Linked DNA regions of Homo sapiens: region 2 is linked to region 1. Evidence: read pairs that join two places in POLR2A ChIA-PET (ENCODE). Cell type or tissue: GM12878. All regions are shown on one strand. Links, peaks and the distances in the headings refer to the core of each region. The heading gives the core; the rest is flanking DNA. Region 1 holds the start of LOC101927995 (a long non-coding RNA gene). Region 2 has its middle 12 kb from the start of LINC01985.

The links. Peaks named below come from ENCODE experiments on the same cell type or tissue, not always from the same donor. Only the 100,000 strongest peaks of a DNase experiment are listed, where the experiment ranks them.
Region 2: POLR2A ChIA-PET joins it to region 1 with 13 read pairs; 4 of 35 experiments call an interaction of 5 or more read pairs at or near these places.

Annotation. Positions count from the first base shown.
Region 1 is chr3:30,370,776-30,380,256 of GRCh38, reverse strand. It overlaps LOC101927995 (a long non-coding RNA gene), which reads right to left and starts at 7,160. Exons shown (of 5, transcript XR_007095856.1): 1 at 7,100-7,160. In GM12878, for the core only: no CTCF peak of the experiment used is centred there; no DNase peak of the experiment used is centred there.
Region 2 is chr3:30,502,348-30,511,828 of GRCh38, reverse strand. No RefSeq gene overlaps it. Among named protein-coding and RNA genes, the nearest start is that of LINC01985, 12 kb to the left of the region's middle. In GM12878, for the core only: no CTCF peak of the experiment used is centred there; a DNase peak (open chromatin) is centred at 8,145.

The DNA of each region.
Region 1 (9,481 bases), core at 611-8,610:
TTAAAATAATTTCAAATATCTTCTCTGATCACAATGGGATAAAACTAGATATTAATAACAAGAGGAAATTTGGAAACTATATTACAAACATATGGAAATTAAACATTATATTCCTGAATGACCAGTAGGTCAATGAAGAAATTAAGAAGGAAATTGAAAAATTTTTTGAAACAAATGATAGCGAAAACACAAGATTCCAAAACCTGTAGAATACAGCAAAAGCAGTACTAAGAGGGAAGTTTATAATTATAAGCACCCATGTCAAAAAAGAAGAAAAACTTCGAATAAATAACCTAATGATGCATCTTAAAGAATTAGAAAAGTAAGAGCAAACCAAACCCCAAATTAGAAGAAAAGAAATAATAAACATCACAGAAATAATAAAGACAAATGAAATTGAAATGAAGAAAACAATATAAAATATCAACAAAACAAAGTTTTTTTAAAAAAAGATAAGCAAAATTGACAAACTTCTAGCCTAAGTAACTAAGAAAAAAAGGGAGAAGACTCAAATAAATAAAATTAGAGATGAAAAAGGAAACATTACAATTGATACCAAAGAAATTCAAAGGATTATTACTGGCTACTTTAAGCCAATACATTGGAAAATCTAGAAAAAATTGACAAATTCCTAGACATATAAAACCTACCAAGATTGAACCATGAAGAAATTGAAACCCTGAATAGACCAATAACAAGTAATGAGATTGAAGCATCATAAAAAGTCTCCAAGTAAAGAAAAGCCCAGGACCCTATGGCTTCTCTGCTGAATTCTACTGAGCATTTAAAGAATAAATATATACCAATCCTACTCAAACTATTTCAAAAAATAGATGAGGACGGAATACTTCCAACCTCATTCTATGAGGCTACATTACCCTGATACCAAAATGTGACAAAGACACATCAAAAAAGGAGAAAACTACAGGCCAATATCACTGATTAATGTTGATGAAAAAGTCCTCAACAAAATACTAGCAAACTGACTTCAACAGCACATTAAAAAGATCATTCACCATGGGCAAGTGAGATTAACCCAGGGATGCAAGAATGGTTCAACATACACAAATCAATCAATGTGATACATTGTATCAACAGAATGGAGGGCAAAAAACATATGATCATTTCAGTTGATACCGAAAAAGCATTTGATAAAATTCAACATCCCTTCATGGTAAAAAGCCTTTAAAAAACTGGGGATAGAAGGAACATACCTCAACATAATAAAAGTCATATATGACAAACCCATAGCTGGTATCATACTAATGAGGAAAAACTGAAAGCCTTTCCTCTAAGATCTGGAGTATGACAGGGATTCTCACTGTCACCACTGTTATTTAACATAATATTGGAAGTCCTAGCTAGAGCAATCAGGAGAGAGAAAGAAATAAAAAATATTCAAATTTGAAAGGAAGAACTCAAATTATCTTTGTTTGCAGATGATATGATCTTATATTTTGAAAAACCTGCAGACTCCACAAGAAAACTATTAGAATTCCTAAGTTCAAAAGTTATAGAATACAAAATTAACATACAAAATCAATAGCATTTCTATATGCCAACAGCAAAGAATCTGAACAGTAATCCCATTTATGATAGTTACAAATAAAATAAAATACATAGGAATTAACTTAACCAAAGAAGTGAAAAATCTCTACAATGGCAACTATAAAACATTGATGAAAGAAATTGAAGAGGACACAGAAAAAAAGAGAAAAATATTCCATGTTCATGAATTGAAAGAATGAATATTGTTAAAATGTCCATACTACCCAAAGAAATCTACAGATTCAATGCAATCTCTATGAAAATACCAATGGCATTCTTCACAGAAATAGAAATAACAATGCTAAAATTTATATGGAACCAAAAAAGACCCAGAATAGCCAAAGCTATCCTGAGGAGAAAGAATAAAACTAGAGGAATCGCATTACCTGACTTCAAGTTGTACTACAGAAGAATAGTAACCAAAACATCATGTTACTGGCATAAAAACAGACATATTGACCAATGAAACAGAATAGAGAACCCAGAAACAAATTCATATATCTATAGTGAACTCATTTTCCACAAAGTTGCCAAGAACATACACTGAGGGAAAGATAGTCTTTTCAATAAAGATAGTCTTTCCCAGTTGCTGGGAAAACTGGATAGCCATATGCAGAATAATGAAACTGGATCCTATCTCTCACCATATACAAAAATAAAATCAAAATTGACTGAAGACTTAAATCTAAGTCTTCAATCTGTGAAACTACTACAAGAAAACTTTGGGAGAAAATCTCCAGGACATTGTTCTGGGCAAAGATTTCTTGAGTGATACCCCATAAGCACAGCACTATTTACAGTAATCAAGATTTGGAAGCAACCTAAGTGTCCATCAACAGATGAATGGGTAAAGAAAATGTGGTACACATACGTAATGGATTACTATTCAGCCATAAAAAGAATGGGATCCTGTCATTTGAAACAACATGGATAGAACTGAAGATAATTATGTTAGGTGAAATAAGGCAGGCACAGAAAGATAAACTTTGCACGTTCTCACTTATTTGTGGGAGCTAAAATTTAAAACAATTGAACTTGTGGAGACAGAGAGTAGAAAAATGGTAACCAGAGGCTGGGATGGGTAGCTGGGGGTTGAGGGGGAGGTGGGGATGGTTAATGGGTACCAAAAAAAAATAGAAAGAATGAATAAGACATACTATTTTATAGCATGATATGGTGACTATAATATTATGCTATAAGTTATTATCAATAATAACTTAATTGTATATTTTTAAATAACTTAAAGGATATAATTGGACTGTTTGTAACTCAAAGCATAAATGCTTGAAGGGATGGATACCCCATTCTCCATGATGTGCTTATTTTTTTCTCTTTTAAGTGCCTGATATTCCATGAAACTATAGAATGTCTAGAATAAAAGGTGAAGCCATACTCTTAATAAATATGTTTATGCTCAAGTCTAAGCCAATACATGCAGTAAACAGTTTGAAAGGAACATAATTAACATTCTTGGTTTGATGTCAAGGCCTGAGGCATCATCCTGGGATGAAAAATAGTGTATGCGGCAAGGTCTTTATGAAAGTACTTATGAAAAGTTGAACAGAATAAGAAGTAAACCAAAAGAAAGGACTAAACAACATTTCACTGGCTAGTAAGATTTGAAAATTAATTCACAGTCAACACAATTCCATGCAATTTGCTGTATACTGAACATCTGGATAATGATGTTAATATATATCCTGCTTTTTTATACGCGTTAACCAAATAGCCTAACAAATGCAAAGTTATAACTGAAGTATTTACAGCCACAAATGAGCATTTCATGTTAAACAAAACAAAACAAACCCTCATGTTATTTAGAGGCAATCAAAGCCTGGTCCTGGTTCTGCAATACAGAAGGTGAAACACCCCAGGTGTGGCTTACTCCCTTCCATTTAGAGAGAAAATAAAAACTTAAAAAATAATTTTGAAATAAATTGACCATCTTTTCTTCTCACATGTAATCCATCAACCCTGCTTACTTGTATTTACAAATAGTTTTACATTTTTTCAAAGCCAAAATCTATTTTAATATCAGTTTGGGACATACATGAACAGTTCCTAGCAATTCTATGTTTTTGTTCTCCTAATAAGTTTTTTTTATTCGTTTGTCAAAAAAGAGAAAGGATTACAACAAAATAGATATAAGCATGGATGGTCTCACTGAAATTGAATTAATTAATTATCTGGAAAAATATACTGAAGATAAACATTCAAAAAGCTTGCTGCAATCAAAACCAAAAAGGTGGAATCCTCACCCTCCATAGATCCATTCCATTAGAAGACATTAACAGGGAATTTAAACATTTTTACTAAACGATAGGAGAGGCACAGATATGTACCTAGATGATGAAATGTTTATGTAAGTAGTTAGACAGTTAAACCCAAATACTGGTTTATTTCACAAAATCCAGTAAAACCAACTCTTACAATTAACATAAACTAAAATTTGGAAATGTATGAGTTGTTGCCATCCACACATGTAATTTTAAGACAAGTCCCTTTGTAGTCTTTGGATAGTCTAAGATAAGGTGATTGGTTTATTTCTTGTGTCTTATAATGAATATTATTGCCAGAAAAAGAAAGATGAATCCAATACTGAGTGGTATATACTCTCTGTAGTACAGAATTTTAAGCCAATTTCCAAAAGAAAAAATTCCTTAGCAAATAATGCAAATATTTCCTCCATCTTTTTTCCCATCATACCTGTAAGTAAAAAACCATAATTTGATTGTTAATCCCAGCATAGTGATATGCAGTGAGGCTTTTTTCTCATTGGGGAAATGAATAGTAATTTTGATAATTAGACTTGGACTTTACTCTAGCTTGGCTCTTCTTAGCTGTGTGAACTTGACCAATACGCTACACTTTCTATGCGCCTCGGTTTCCTTCTCTGTACAATGCCCACCTCATAGGACATTTGTGAAGAGTGATTAAAATCATGCTTGTGGAAGGCTCAGACTGACAATGTGTGAACTGAATCCTGCCTATAGATATGGTTTGTTAGGCTTATACAAAGTTAAAAATTTTTAAGTTCATTGACAATTTTAATTTTCTAAATTTAATCAGAAAATTAGGTAATTCAGATTTTGGATTTTTTGGTTTTAAATCTAAACACTGAAAACTTACAAGCTGAAACTGAATTAACTGGCTTACACTTGTTTCTCACTACTGCCTTTACTCTTCACCCATCTTGCCCAGTAGATGTTTGTGTGCTTGTAATTCCCATTATTTAGAAAATATTTAATTGATTACACCAGTAATATCCCGCTAAGGTAAATGTTATTAGACAAAGTGATCTTGAGCACAAATTAAAACTCAGTGCTCATTAACAGGGAACTTAAACATTTTTAATAAATGTTAGAAGAGGGACAGATACGTACCTAGATGATGAAATGTTTATATAAGTAGTTAGACAGTTAAACCCATATACTGGTTTATTTCACAGAATCCAGTAAAACTGTCTCTTACAATTAACATAAAGTAAAATTTGTTCATGTATGATTTGTTGCTATCCACAGATGTGACGAACCATTCCTCAGGAAAAAAAAAGTTATCTATGTGAGATGCAAATGATCAGCCAAATGATGGTGACTAGTAAGTAGTTGTAGCAAGCAACAAGGACTTATCCCCTGAAAAACTTGAGTGGGCATGTAGGCTCTAAGTGGAGTTAAACAGAGTTCAGCTAATGAAAGCTCAGAGTCCTGATTCTTCTCAACAGGTTACCCAAATTTTCTTCGCAGTCATTTAAAGTTGCTGAACACAGTTTGATGAATTTTTAGGTCAGTATTTTTCAAACAATTTTCAAAGTGTATTTTTCAACATCCCCAGTCATCCCAGAGGTCTATCTATATTCCTATTTTCTCCCCAAACCTTAACTAAAGTATAGCATTATATACAAAAGTACAAAATTAAGTGTATTACTTATTGCATTTCCACAAGTTGAACATACTGTTATAAACAGCACCCAGATCAAAAACCAGATTATTCGCACTCCAGAATCCCTGCCACTCCTGTGTTCCCTCCAGACACTACCCATTTGCCCTGTACAAGGGAAACAGCTGTCAGAACTTCTAATACCCTAAATTACTTTTGCTTGTTCTTAAACTTCATAAAAATGAGACCAAAAGGCACAATTCATAAAAATATGTGCCTTTTATGTGTGGTTCCCTCCCCATATCATTATATTTGTAAGATTCAGTGTCATTTTCAAATGTAGTTGTGTTGTAAGTCTATTCACATTGCAGAATTGTATTTCACTGTGTAAAAAACCCACAATTTACCCATTCTACTGTTTCCCATATGGGGATTTTATAGTGTTCCTGTAAATATTCTTGTGCTTTTTGGGGGGTGCACACATGAGTGAATATATGTTGGGGTTCCTGTATTCCCAAGGTTCACTCTATGAGGTTTCTCGTAAACTTAGAGTTGTGTAGACCCCTGAATCCAATTACAGGGGCTGTCCTCAAATCCTGTTTAAGGCAGAGGTCACCTTGGGTTTCAATTATGCTCTAATTATGCTCCTGCTCTCTGACTCCTCCACCTCTCCTGAACTTGACCTGTCACTGTCTTGATCTTGGATTTCTAAACCTGATTTTCTATCTGCTTCCTGGCTTTGATGCACTGATGACACTTCTTGGATCTAGAAGTGATAGATAACAAAGACGGTTTACTGCGTGAGTTTTGCTTCAGGAGGCTTTTGTTAAAGGCACATATTAGAGCATCAGTGAGTATCAAGTTGATCTTAAATAAACATTGTTGGCCAAAATGATTTTTTTCTGTGTGTAAATAGTGCAAAAAAATGAGAAAAGAACATAACATTGAAGTAGCATGTGGCCACATGCAGAAGGAAAAATAGAGATTTACACAGCTAATACCCAACGGCTCATTCCAACTTCCTTGCCCCTTTTGTACAAAGATTTAAGAATTTGTATCTACCATCTTAAAGCCATACACAAGCAGGTAGACAATAATAAACAAAAAAGCCAACATGGTTGAACCTGACTTCATTCACTCTGCTTTCTTGGCTTGGAAAACCCTTCCCTTGTTTGCTTCACGCCATTTTCATCTGTCACTCTCCACTTCGATGTCACCAACTCCAGGAAGGCTTCTGGACTCTCCAAGCATGGATAGGTTGTTTGCTCATTTGTAAGTCATATAGTTGTGTATTTTTGTCAGTTCAGTGGAGCATATCTTCCACCAGACCCTGTGGGGCAGGCTAGTCCATGGGTTCTGCCATCAAGTTTGGGTCTGTTTTGTTCACTGTCCCACCTTTCAACACTCAATTTAGAGTTTGGAATGTAGGAGCTGCTCCAGAAATGCTTGATAAATATGAGCATGAAGCCAGGGTATTACCCTCTTTCATCAACTAAAGACATGCGATAAGGAGAAAATAGACGTTGTATTTGAGAACAGTAGGAGACTGTTAGAAAAAATAAAGGAATGGAAATACAGATTTTTAGAAAAGAATAAATGAGAACAACTAAAAAGAAAGCAGTTAGTGTTATTAGCTACTTTAACATTCAGTTTTCCATTAAGTAAAACCAGTCACCTTGCTCGGGGACATTCTGCTTCCTCCAGTTGCTGCCACTCCACACAGTTCTTCTGGTTCTGAGGAACAATCCAGAGAGAGGCTCTAATCTTGCTGAGCCAGCCACTCCTTTCTCTCTCATGACAGAGATAACACACTTCCCACAGCTCCACGGTGTGCTGAATCCTGGAGAGAGACCTCCTCCAGGCACAGGGCATCCTTCCTGTCATCCCAGGGATGCTATTTTCTGTTCCTAGAGCTCTGACGCTTAAAAATGTGCTTTGGATCTCAAGCAAGTCAGTTTGAAAATTAGGTTTAAATGTAACCACACTAACTTCTAAAAATAGAATTCATCTACAGCTGGACAATATTGAAATGAGTAAAAAGAGTAAGAAACTTGAGGATCAAGAGAAAATAATGGTGGGGGCACCTCAAATTATAGAACTGATATCTGGGCTTAGCCTTTGTTATTTAGTTGGTAACTTGACCTAAGCATTTACATTCTCAGAGTCCCATTTGCAGGTTAGGGTAAGGGTATGTTTCCCGGTGCCTCAAAGCCCCATTTAGAGATCCCTGATCTCAATTGTTTTGAAACCATTACAACTTCCTTTTGAACCTCAATTTTAAAAGGTACACAAAATAGTTAGAAAGAATGAATAGACCTAATCTTTGATAGCACAATAGTCAATAACTTTTTTAAATAACTTAAAGAGTGTAATTGGATTGTTTGTAACTCAAAGGATAAATGCTTGAGGGGGTGGATACCCCATTGTCCATGATGTGCTTATTTCACATTCCATGCCTGTATCAAAACATCTCAGATACCTCATAAATATATACACCTACCCACAAAAATCAAAAATTAAACAAAAATAATTGTATCCCCTAGGAATTGAATTAATAGAAGACTTGGTGTTTGAATTTGATAAAAGTTAAATTCAGGACTTCGTGGCAGTTTTTAAGTGTTCATCAATTTTTTCTGACTCTTTTCCCTTCAGAATTAGAATCCATGTTTCCTCCCCTTAAATCTGGCAGGCAATGACTACCTCAACCAATGGAGCAGGGTTTTTCAACCTCAGCACTATTGACATACTGGGCTACAAAATTCTTATTGTGCATTATAGAATACTTAACAGCATCATTGAGCTCGACTTACTAAATGCCAGTAGCTCCCACCACCTTCAGTTGTACAAACTAAAAATGTATTCAGATACTGCCAAACATTCTTGAGGGTGGTTCCATGCATCCCAAAGGGGGAAGATGGGAAAATAAAATTGCCCCTCGTTGAGAACCACTGCAACCGAGAATGGCGGAAATGAGGTTACATGACTTCTGAAGCTAGCTATAAAAGTCACACAACATTCTCTTGATTTTCTTTGGATACTCACTCTGAGAGACACCACCACTCTGAAAATCTAACGACTCTGAAACTGCCCTGCTAGGGAGGCCATATATACACATTCTGAGTAACAACTGCTGAACCTGGGTGCCAGCCCCAGCTGAGTCTTTTCCAGATTCTTGATCCATAAAATCTGTGAGATAATAAAAATTGTTTTACCCTGCTAAATTCAGGATGATGTTACAGTGGTAATGCTTTCCTTGGTAATGTTTTATTGTTTTCAATGGTAATTGAAACATAATCATTGGGAAATTGGAAGAATATAGTTTACTTACGAAACAGGTTTTACTTGATTATACGTGTAGCTTATCAAATGATTAGCAGATACACAGGCGCCCACAGAATAAATTCTTTACACTCAGTTATATGTGCTTGTGGTATGCTGAGAAAATAAGAGCTGGTGTCTTAAACTCGTTCTAGTCCTTGTTGTTTTTTTTTTCTCAAGAGAAAATATTTTGAAGATGTAAGAGTTAAAGAAAACATCTGGTTTATGGGAAAATTATAAGAACACGCTTTCCCCTACGACCTTCCCACCACTCCCACAGTGGCACATTAGCAGATTCTCAGACCTTAGCAACAAAATCAATAACAACAGGCTAACATAATTACTCTGTAGAGAGGGCAGATTGTGTCGGTTATTACTTTATTAAGCAAAAACAACATGTGTGAAAGAACAGCATCCTGCAAAGACGGAAGAATTGGGAGAATGCAGGAAAGAGGGCAAGGCAGCTCATAAATATGCTGAACTGAAGAAATCAGGATCACACCCCAGAATGGCAGGAAAATGAATGTTTACTTTTTCTGGCTGATTATTTGCTTAGGGATACCTCAGCATTTCTAAAAGATAAATGCCTTGGCTGTGGTTCTATCAGTCTGCTTTATTTAATTTCACAAAAGCGAATGCTCAAATGTTAAAATATTTGTTCTCTTCTCACTTGTGGTTTACTTCATTTTCTACTCAAAGTGGAATGACCCTTCAAGGTAATGTTTGAAGCATATGAATT
Region 2 (9,481 bases), core at 641-8,640, 130 kb before region 1:
TGCAATAGGATGTATTACACAATCTGAGATAGCAAAGAAGAGACTAGACTTGAAGTGAGGAAGCTTGTCATTTAGCCATTCTTCAATATTTGCTGGTGGAAAGAATGAAGAAAGAGGTGGGCGGAAGGAAATAGGAGGGAAGGATGTATTTAACCACAGTAATGTACTGTATGCAATAAATGTGTATAAGAATGGCATTCTCGGTCGGGTGTGGTGGCTCAGGCTTGTAATCCCAGTACTCTGGGAGGCCGAGGCGGGCAGATAACCTGAGGTCAGGAGTTCGAGACCAGACTGACCAACATGGGGAAACCCTGTCTCTACTAAAAATACAAAAAAAATGAGCCGGGTGTGGTGGCACATTCCTATAATCCCAGCTACTAGGGAGGCTGAGGCAGGAGAATAGCTTGAACCTGGGAGGTGGAGGTTGCAGTGAGCCGAGATCGTGCCATTGCTCTCTAGCCTGGGCAACAAGAGCGAAACTCCGTCCCCCACCCCCCAAAAAAAGAATGGCATTCTCTTAAACTACATGTAAAACATTACAGGTCACAAAACACTATTTTCAAAGCACAAATAAAAACTTAATATACGTGTTTGTGTAAATGTGTGTGTTTTTGCAGCACATAACCAAATTTCTATGAATGAATAGAAAAAGGAAAACCCAATAGACAAAAACTGATAGTTTAGAGATGAATGAAATACAAGTGATTCTTAAATAATAATAAAATGTGCATTTTTGTTTGTAATAAGATAAATTCAAATTAAAATCATCGAGGTAACAATTTTTATCTTTCTTACTATATAGTTTGACTCTACGCACCTCTTTCACATTGCTGTATAGGAGTGTAAATGGTTAGATCTTTTTATGGAGAAAAATCAGAAGCTTGTTTTTTGTGTTAAAAATGACATACAGTTTGACCCCATGATGACTCAATTTCTAGAAATAATATACTTCTCTATGTAAGAAATGACATCCATACAATAGCGAACAGTATGAACATTGTTGTATTATTTGTCATAGCAGAAGGTTACTATTATATAATGCGATCTAGAAGATTGCTTAACAAATTAGGAATGCAAAGAACAATATATTAGCCTACAGATCTATGTTCCACTTCTGTAATTCCTCCCTGCTGCGAAAACCTCAGGGGCAAGGGGTCTTCAGTATGTCATTCTTCTTTTGAAGATTACTAACTCTTAAGTTACAAAAAATGCACAGAGTGCAAAATTGGGGAGCTATTATAAAGAATGCAGCAGCTCTATATTTTCTGGAATGCAATAAAACTTTTTTTCTTACAGCATTGGTTTTAATGATGAAATTGGAAAACATTACAAAATCCAATAATAAATAATTAAATTAAAGATAATATATCTGCCTGAACTCAAAAAAATCAGCAAGAAAAATACCAAATAATCCTATTAAAAAGTGGGCAAAGGACATGAATAGATAATTCTCAAAAGAAGATATACAAAGCCAGGTGCAGTGGCTCACACCTGTTATCCTAGCACTTTGGGAGGCTGAGGCGGTTGGGTCATGAGATCAGGAGATAGAGGCCATCCTGGCTAACACGGTGAAACCCCATCTCTACTAAAAATACAAAAAATTAGCCTGCTATGGTGGCATGCACCTGTAGTCCCAACTACTCGGGAGGCTGAGGCAGGAGAATCGCTTGAACCCAGGAGGCGGAGGTCGCAGTGAGCCGAGATCACTCCACTGCACTCCAGCCTGGGTGACAGAGCAAGATTCTGTCTTAAAAAAAAGATATACAAATGGCCAATAAACAAATGAAAAAATGCTCAACATCACTAATCATCAGGGAAATGCAAATTAAAACCACAATGAGATACCACCTTATACTGGTAAGAATAGCCATTATTAAAAAGTCAAAACACATAGATGTTGGTGTGAATTTGGGGAGAAGGAAACATTTATACACTGCTGGTGGGAATGTGTATTAGCATACCCTATTTGGAAAACAGTATGGAGATTCCTTAAAGAGTTAAAAGTAGATCTACCATTGGATTCAGCAATCCCACTACTGGCTATCCACTCAAAGGGAAAGAAGTCATTTTATGAAAAAGACACTTGCAAATTTATGTTTATGGCAGGACAATTCACAATCACAAAGATGTGGAACCAACCTAAGTGCCCATTGACTAATGAGTGGATAAGAAAATGTGATATTATATATAACATATATATGTATAAATGTATCTCATATATATGTATATCATATATATGTATATAGATAGATTACATATGTATATAGATATATATGATATATATGTATATAGATATATCATATATGATAGATATCATATATATGTATAGATATATCATATATGATAGATACCATATATATGTATATAGATAGATATATATATGATAGATATCATATAGATGTATATAGATAGATAGACACCATGAAATACTACTTGGCCATTAAAAGGAACAAAATAATGTCTTTTGCCACAACTTAGATGGAGCTGGAGGCCATTATTCTATGTGAAGTAACACAGAAGCAGAAAACCAAAAACTGTATGTTCTCACTTATAAGCAGAAGCTAAGCTATGAGTAATCAAAGACATACAGAGTGATATAATAAACTTAAGAGACTCAGAATGGGGAGAGTGGGAGAGAGGAGAAGGATAAAAAACACTGCGTTAGGTACGATGTATTCTACTTCGTGGTCAAGTGCAATGAAATATCAGAATTCACCTCTATATGTAGGTGAAAAAATGTTTGTACCCCAAAAGCTATTGAAATAAAAATTAAAGAATTTAAAAAATTTTTAAAAAAGATAATACGTCTAGTCAGTGGATTTTCCTTTTCTCTTAACCTCTCTCGTCTCCTCTTCCAGGCCTCTGGTAACCACCAATCTACTCTCTATTTTCATGAGATCTAGGTTTTTAGCATCCACGCATGAGTGTGATGTTTGTCTTTCTGTGCTTGGCTTATTTCACTTAACATAATGGCCCCAGTTCTGCCCAGGTTGTTGCAAATGACAGGATTTCATTATTTTTTATGGCTGAAAAATATTCCATTGTGTATATATACCACATGTTTTTAATCCATTCATTTGTTGATGGGTGCTTAGATTGATTTCATATTTTGGCTATTGTGAATAGTGCTGTAATAAACATCGAAGTGTAGATAGCTCCTTGGGATACATTAATTTCCTCTTTTTTTTTTTTTTGGTTATGTACACAGAAATGGGATGCTGGACCATATGGTAGTTCTATTTTTAGTTTTTTGAGGAGACTTCATACTGTTCCCCATAGTGGCCGTACTAATTTACATTCCCAGCAACACTGTATGAGGGTTCCTATTTCTCCACATCCTTGCCAGCATCTGTTACTCTCTGTCTTTTTCACACAAGCCATTTTAACTTGAGTGAAATGATACCTTATTGTGGCTTTGATTTGCATTTCGCTGATGATTAGTGATGCTGAGTATTTTTTATATACCTATTGACCATTTGTATTTTTCTTTTGAGAAATATCTGTTTAGATCTTTTGCCCATTTTAAATTGGATTATTTGTGTTTTTTTGCTTGAGGTCCTTATATATTCTTGTTATTAATATTTTGCCAGATAGATGGTTTGCAAATATGTCCCCCCATTCTGTGGGTAGTTTCTTCACTTTGTTGATTGTTTCCTTTGCTGTGCAGAGGCTTTTTATATGGACATAATCCCAACTGTCTATTTTTGGTTTGGTTGCCTGTGCTTTTGAATTCTTACACAAAAGAAATTTTTGCCTACATCAATGTCCTGAAGCATTTCCCCAATGTTGTTTTTTTTTTTTCTGTTCTAGTAGTTTCATAGTTTCAGGTCTTAGATTCTATAATCCATTTTTATTTTATTTTTGTGTATGGTAAGAGATAGGGACCTAGTTTCATTTTTCTGCATGTAGTTATACAGTTTTCAAAGCATCATTTATTGAACAGACTGTTGTTTCTCCATTGTAGAAGATGAGTTGGTTGTAAATGCACGGATTTATAACTGGGTTTTCTATTTTGTTCCATTGCTCTGTGTCTGTTTTTAATGCCACTACCATGCTGTTTTGGTTACAATTGCTTTGTAGTAAATTTTGAAGTCAGGTAGTGTGGTGCCTCCAGCTTTTTTTTTTCCCCCTCAGGATCGCTTTCAATATTTGGGGTCTTTTGTGGTTCTATATAAATTTTAAGATTCTTTTTTCTATTTTTGTGAAGATTATCGTTGGTATTTTGATAGAGATTGCACTGAATCTATAAATTGTTTTGGGTAGTATTGCCATTTTAACAGTATTGATTGTTTAAATCCATTAACATATAATATCTTTTCATTTTTTCAAGTGTCCTATTCTTTCATTAGTGTTAGTTTTCCATGTATAAATCTTTCACTTCTTTGGTTACATTGCTTCCTAGGTATTTTATATGAATATTCTTATAGCTATTTTAAATGGAATTGCTTTCTTGATGTGCTTCTCAAATTGTTTGCTCTTGGTGTATATAAATGTTACTGATTTTTGTATGTTGATTTTGCGTCCTGTTCAGTTCTTACAGTGGTTTTTTTTTTTTTTTTTTGGTGGAGTCATGAGGTTTTTCTAAGGATAAAACCATGTTGTCTGAGAACAAGGCTAATTTTACTTCTTCCTTTCCAACATGGGTATCTTCTTTTTATTTCTCTTGCCTAATTGCTCTCACCAGGACTTCTAGTATTATGTTGAATAATAGCAGCAAAAGTGGGCATCTTTGTCTTTTTCCAGAATTGTTCCACAGAAAAGGTCTTCAATTTTTGCCCATTCAGTATGATGTTAGCCATGGGTTTGTCACATATGGCCTTTGTTATTTGGAGGCATATTCCTTCTATATCCATTTGGATGAGCATTTTTTTCAAAAAGGAATATTGAATTTTATCAAATGTTTTCTTGACATCTCTTAAAACAATCATTGATTTTGTTCTTGATTCTATTAATGTGATGTATTGTGTTTATTGATTTGCATGTGTTGAACCATCCTCGCATCCCCAGGATGAATCTCACTGACCGTGGTGAATGATCTTTTTAATGTATTGCTGAATTTGCTTTACTAGTATTTTGTTGAGGATTTTTGCATCTATGTTCATCAGTAATATTGGCTTGTGGTTTACTTTTTTTGCTGTGTTCTTGTCTGGTTTTGGTATCAGGGTAATGCCGGCCTCATCGAATGAGTTTGGAAGTATTCTCTTTTCTTCAATATTTTTGAAGCATTTAAGTAGAATTGGTATTAGTTCTTCTTTAAATGTTTGGTAGAATGTGTCAATGAATCCTTCAGATCCTGGGCTTTTCTTTGATGGAAAACTTTAAATTATAGCTTCAATCTCTTTACTTGTTATTGATTTAGTGAGATTTTGGATTTCTTCATGGTTCATTCATGGTAGGTTGTACGTGTCTAGGAGTTTATCTATGAAAGGGAATAATCTTGAAGAGAGATGCTACAAAACCCAGAAGGAAGCCGTTGCACAAGAGCGCCTGGGTGATGCAGGCCTTAGTACTGAATCACAGAGGAAAGAAGCAGACAGAAAAGGCTGGAGAATTGATCTGATAAGGCAAGTAGTGCAAAAAAAACCACCACATTATTATTAAACATTTCTTTCACAGTGTCATTTTCAGGAGAATCAAATATGGCAAAATACTTTGAAAAGCACAATGTGTGATATGACTGAAAGGCCTATTTATTAACTTTTTTGACCTATTCATGACTCAAGGTCCTCCCTGGGTCTAGGTGAGATTTCCCTCTATCAGTTAAACGACTGGTGGCGCAACTTGGAATGCTTGGAGAGGGGTGAAGTGGGATGAGAGATTTAAGTAAGAATCCATCCACTGTAGTCACCTAAGCTCTAATAACCATCTTCCCCCATCTTACCGTGTTTCCTTTAAAACTCTGAACTCCAATAACAGACCTCCAATCAGAAGGGGTGAGGGAATAGTTATAGAAAGACAAAAAAAAAAAAAAAAGAACAAAAAACATGAATAAGCAGTGTAATATCCCATTGTTTCTTTGAATTTAGACTATCATGGACAAAAATTATCTACGTTTGCCTTTTTTACCTCAGATCAAATCCTGTGTAGAAACTTTCTCAAATGCTATATTTACCATGAAGCATGTTTTGACCTACTCTCCGAACAGAAAGTCACCTCGCATTTTCCTGACTACCTACTGAACTTTATTCTGTATTTCTTAAGTGCCAAATCTCACCTTATGCCCCATAACATTGTTATGTAGAAACTTGTAGATCCCTTGCAGAGAGGAAGTAAGCCTGATTCATTCACCTTTGTAAGTTATTTTCCAAAATGTTTGGAATTTTCCAAAATGTTTAGAGTGCCAAGTATTTAGTAGGTATTATGGGCTAAATCGTGGATCCCAAATATTAATATGTTGAAGTCCTAATCCCTAGTGCCTTGGAATGTGATTGTATTTGGAGACAGGGTCTTTAGAAAGGTAACCAATTAAAATAGAATCGTTAGCGTGGGCCTTAATTTAATATGACTTGTATTCTTATAAGAAAAGGAGATTAGGACACAGACATATACATGCACAGAGAGCCACCATGCAAATGCACAGCAAGAAGGGGAAAATCTGTAAGCCAAGGAGAAAGGCCTCAGGAAAAATGCATTCTGCCAGCATCTGATCTCAGACTTCTAACCTCCAGAACCACAAGAAAGCAAATTTCTGTTGTTTAAGCCATCCAGTTGATATTTTGTTATGGCAGCGCTAACAGACTAATACAGTAGGTATTCAAAGAAATGTAACTCACAATACTCTATTTACATAGCTCAGCTGTTCCATTATACCACATGTCTAAACTTGACTGGAATTTAATTCATTTAACTTTTAGAAAGTGTATGTCTGGGTCAGGAGTTTGAGACCAGCCTGGCCAACAAGGCCGCCTCTACTAAAAAAAATACAAAAATTAACCAGGCATGGTGGCGTGCGCCTGTAATCCCAGCTACTCGGGAGGCTGAGGTGACAGAATTGCTTGAACCCAAGAGGTGGAGATTGCAGTGAGCCAAGATCACACCACTACACTCCAGACTGGGTGACAAAGCAAGACTCCATCTCAAAAAAAAAAAAAAAGAAAAAGAAAAAAGTGTATGTCTCAAACGTTTAGAGCTGGAGAGTGTTCTTGCCTTTGAAGAGAAAGTTAATAGAATTCACTCACAATTGACATTCTGTAAGGTACAAGTGCTAAGAATGTATGTGCCAGAATCAGTTGGCCCCATGATCAAATGTCAGCTCCCCTTTTTACTGTTTGACTTTGAGCAAGTGATTTAAACCTCTACACTATAGCTTTATCAGCTGTAAAACAGGTATAATAGCAGTTTTCTACCTCATGATTTAGTTGTGAGGACCGAACGAGGTAAGTCCATGAAAATTGCTGAGAATAGTTCTGAGACCAGAGTAAACAATCTTTTTTTTTCTAAGCTGTTATATAATAAAGCTATCGTAAACTAGGGTAATTATGGCAACCATTACAAAAAGAGCAAATGAATCAGCATCTGTATCAGAAGATCCTATAGTTGACAAACACTGTCTCATATTCTAATATACATTTTTAGAATCAGAGAGGTATAATATAGTTTATATTCACAGAATCAGGGACTCAAGAGCTTAGAAAATGGGGTGACATGGGGAGGCCGAGGTGGGCGGATCACGAGGTCAGGAGATCGAGACCATCCTGGCTAACACGGTGAAACCCCGTCTCTACTAAAAATACAAAAAAAAAAATTAGCCGGGTGTGGTGGTGGGCGCCTGTAGTGTCAGCTACTTGGGAGGCTGAAGCAGGAGAATGGCGTGAACCCGGCAGGTGGAGCTTGCAGTGAGTAGAGATCGCACCACTGCACTCCAGCCTGGTGACAGAGCAAGACTCCATCAAAAAAAAGAAAAGAAAATGGGGTGAATGAAAGCAGAGTTCTAGTGGGCCATTTTACCTAAGAACAGGTATTCCTTTTTTCTTTAACTCCCAAGACTGTCAGCAAATATATACTCAATGCAGGCAAGCAGAGAAATTTTGGTGTGACATATGGCACAAATACCAGTTTTCAAATGACACCCACAAAAAGTCACTAAGGAAGTAGAATCTGCCTACTGAAAGAATGAGGAAGATTCTGGGTCATTTGTAGAAAAACATTGACTGGATGTCTGTCAGTCTTATGATGAATCATAACTGAAGGGCAGACAGCTAGATGTCTTGGCATTTGGGGGTTTATGTAGAGACCCAAGACCTGAGTCCATTCCCCAGAATCCGGAGGAGGCAGGACTGATTCTGCTCAGTAAGGAGCTGATATTTTCATCTGTTTTCCATGTTGGAATAGGCTTTTCTGGAAAGAGCTAGGTGGACGGGAAATGGGATCAACAAGAACCTCAGATACTGCCTCAACCTAGAACTTGCATTAGTTGGTTTCCCTGTAGCTTTGCAAGTATGCAGGAGAGTAAAGAGTGTCATTAATATTCATCAACAGATCTCTACAGAGAAAAAAACAACAAACTATTTCTTGGTCTCTGGTTCTTTAAAGTATAGATAATCATAACGTTTCATGTAAAAATTGTTGCATTTCATAAAGTAATAGGTGTTTAAACAGAACAATAATAATTGAGCACTAGTGCACATATTCTCCCCCAACCCTGTCTCTCTGCCACTCCAACTTCAATACCCACTTGAACACCCACACCCCTCTAGTTTTTATTTCTGTAGAAGGAAATAATCTGAGAATGATGACTTTCATTTATTGAGTTCCTACTATGTGCCAGGTGGTGTTTAATTTCATAACAACTTTGCAACGTATGTACTCTCTCTGTTTTATAAATGAGTCTCCAAAAAGTGAGTAACTTGTCCAAGCTGTAACAGCTGATGAGCTATGAAACTAGAATGTAAAACAAAATTTGTCTGGTGATAGCCCCACCCATTTACCACATTATCACATGAATGGTATGCATGAAAGATTACACAAAGTTCATCTCATTTACCTATTGAGTCATGAGGAACTAGTCACCTGGTCTAAGCAGGTGCTCAGAGGCCACTGTTCTCCATTCCATAAGGATACACAATCACTCTTCCCATAGTTAAGACTCTTATGAAGGGCATAACCAAGTTTCTCCCTCCCATTAATAAAAACTTACTATTTTACTGCTGTCAGGCATAACTCTTTGTGCAATACAAATACTTAGCAATGTCTCTGCTTTGTGGTTCTAGCTGGGAGTGGTAATGGCAACATCTTAATTTGTTTCTCCCACCTTGCTTCTGACAAGGAACATGGTTGGGTCACGAATCATGATTTTAGCATTCACAAAGAACTATAATATCAGGAAATATGGAAGGTTGGGGTGGAGTGTGAAGGAGAAGAGGCTGCTGGACTGACCAGAGGTTTCCAGAAACAACACACTTGTCCAGGACTTGTAGCTGAAGAAGGTCATAACGAGTTGCCAACAGAAAACAAAGGACCTGTAGTCCCAGCCAAATCTCTG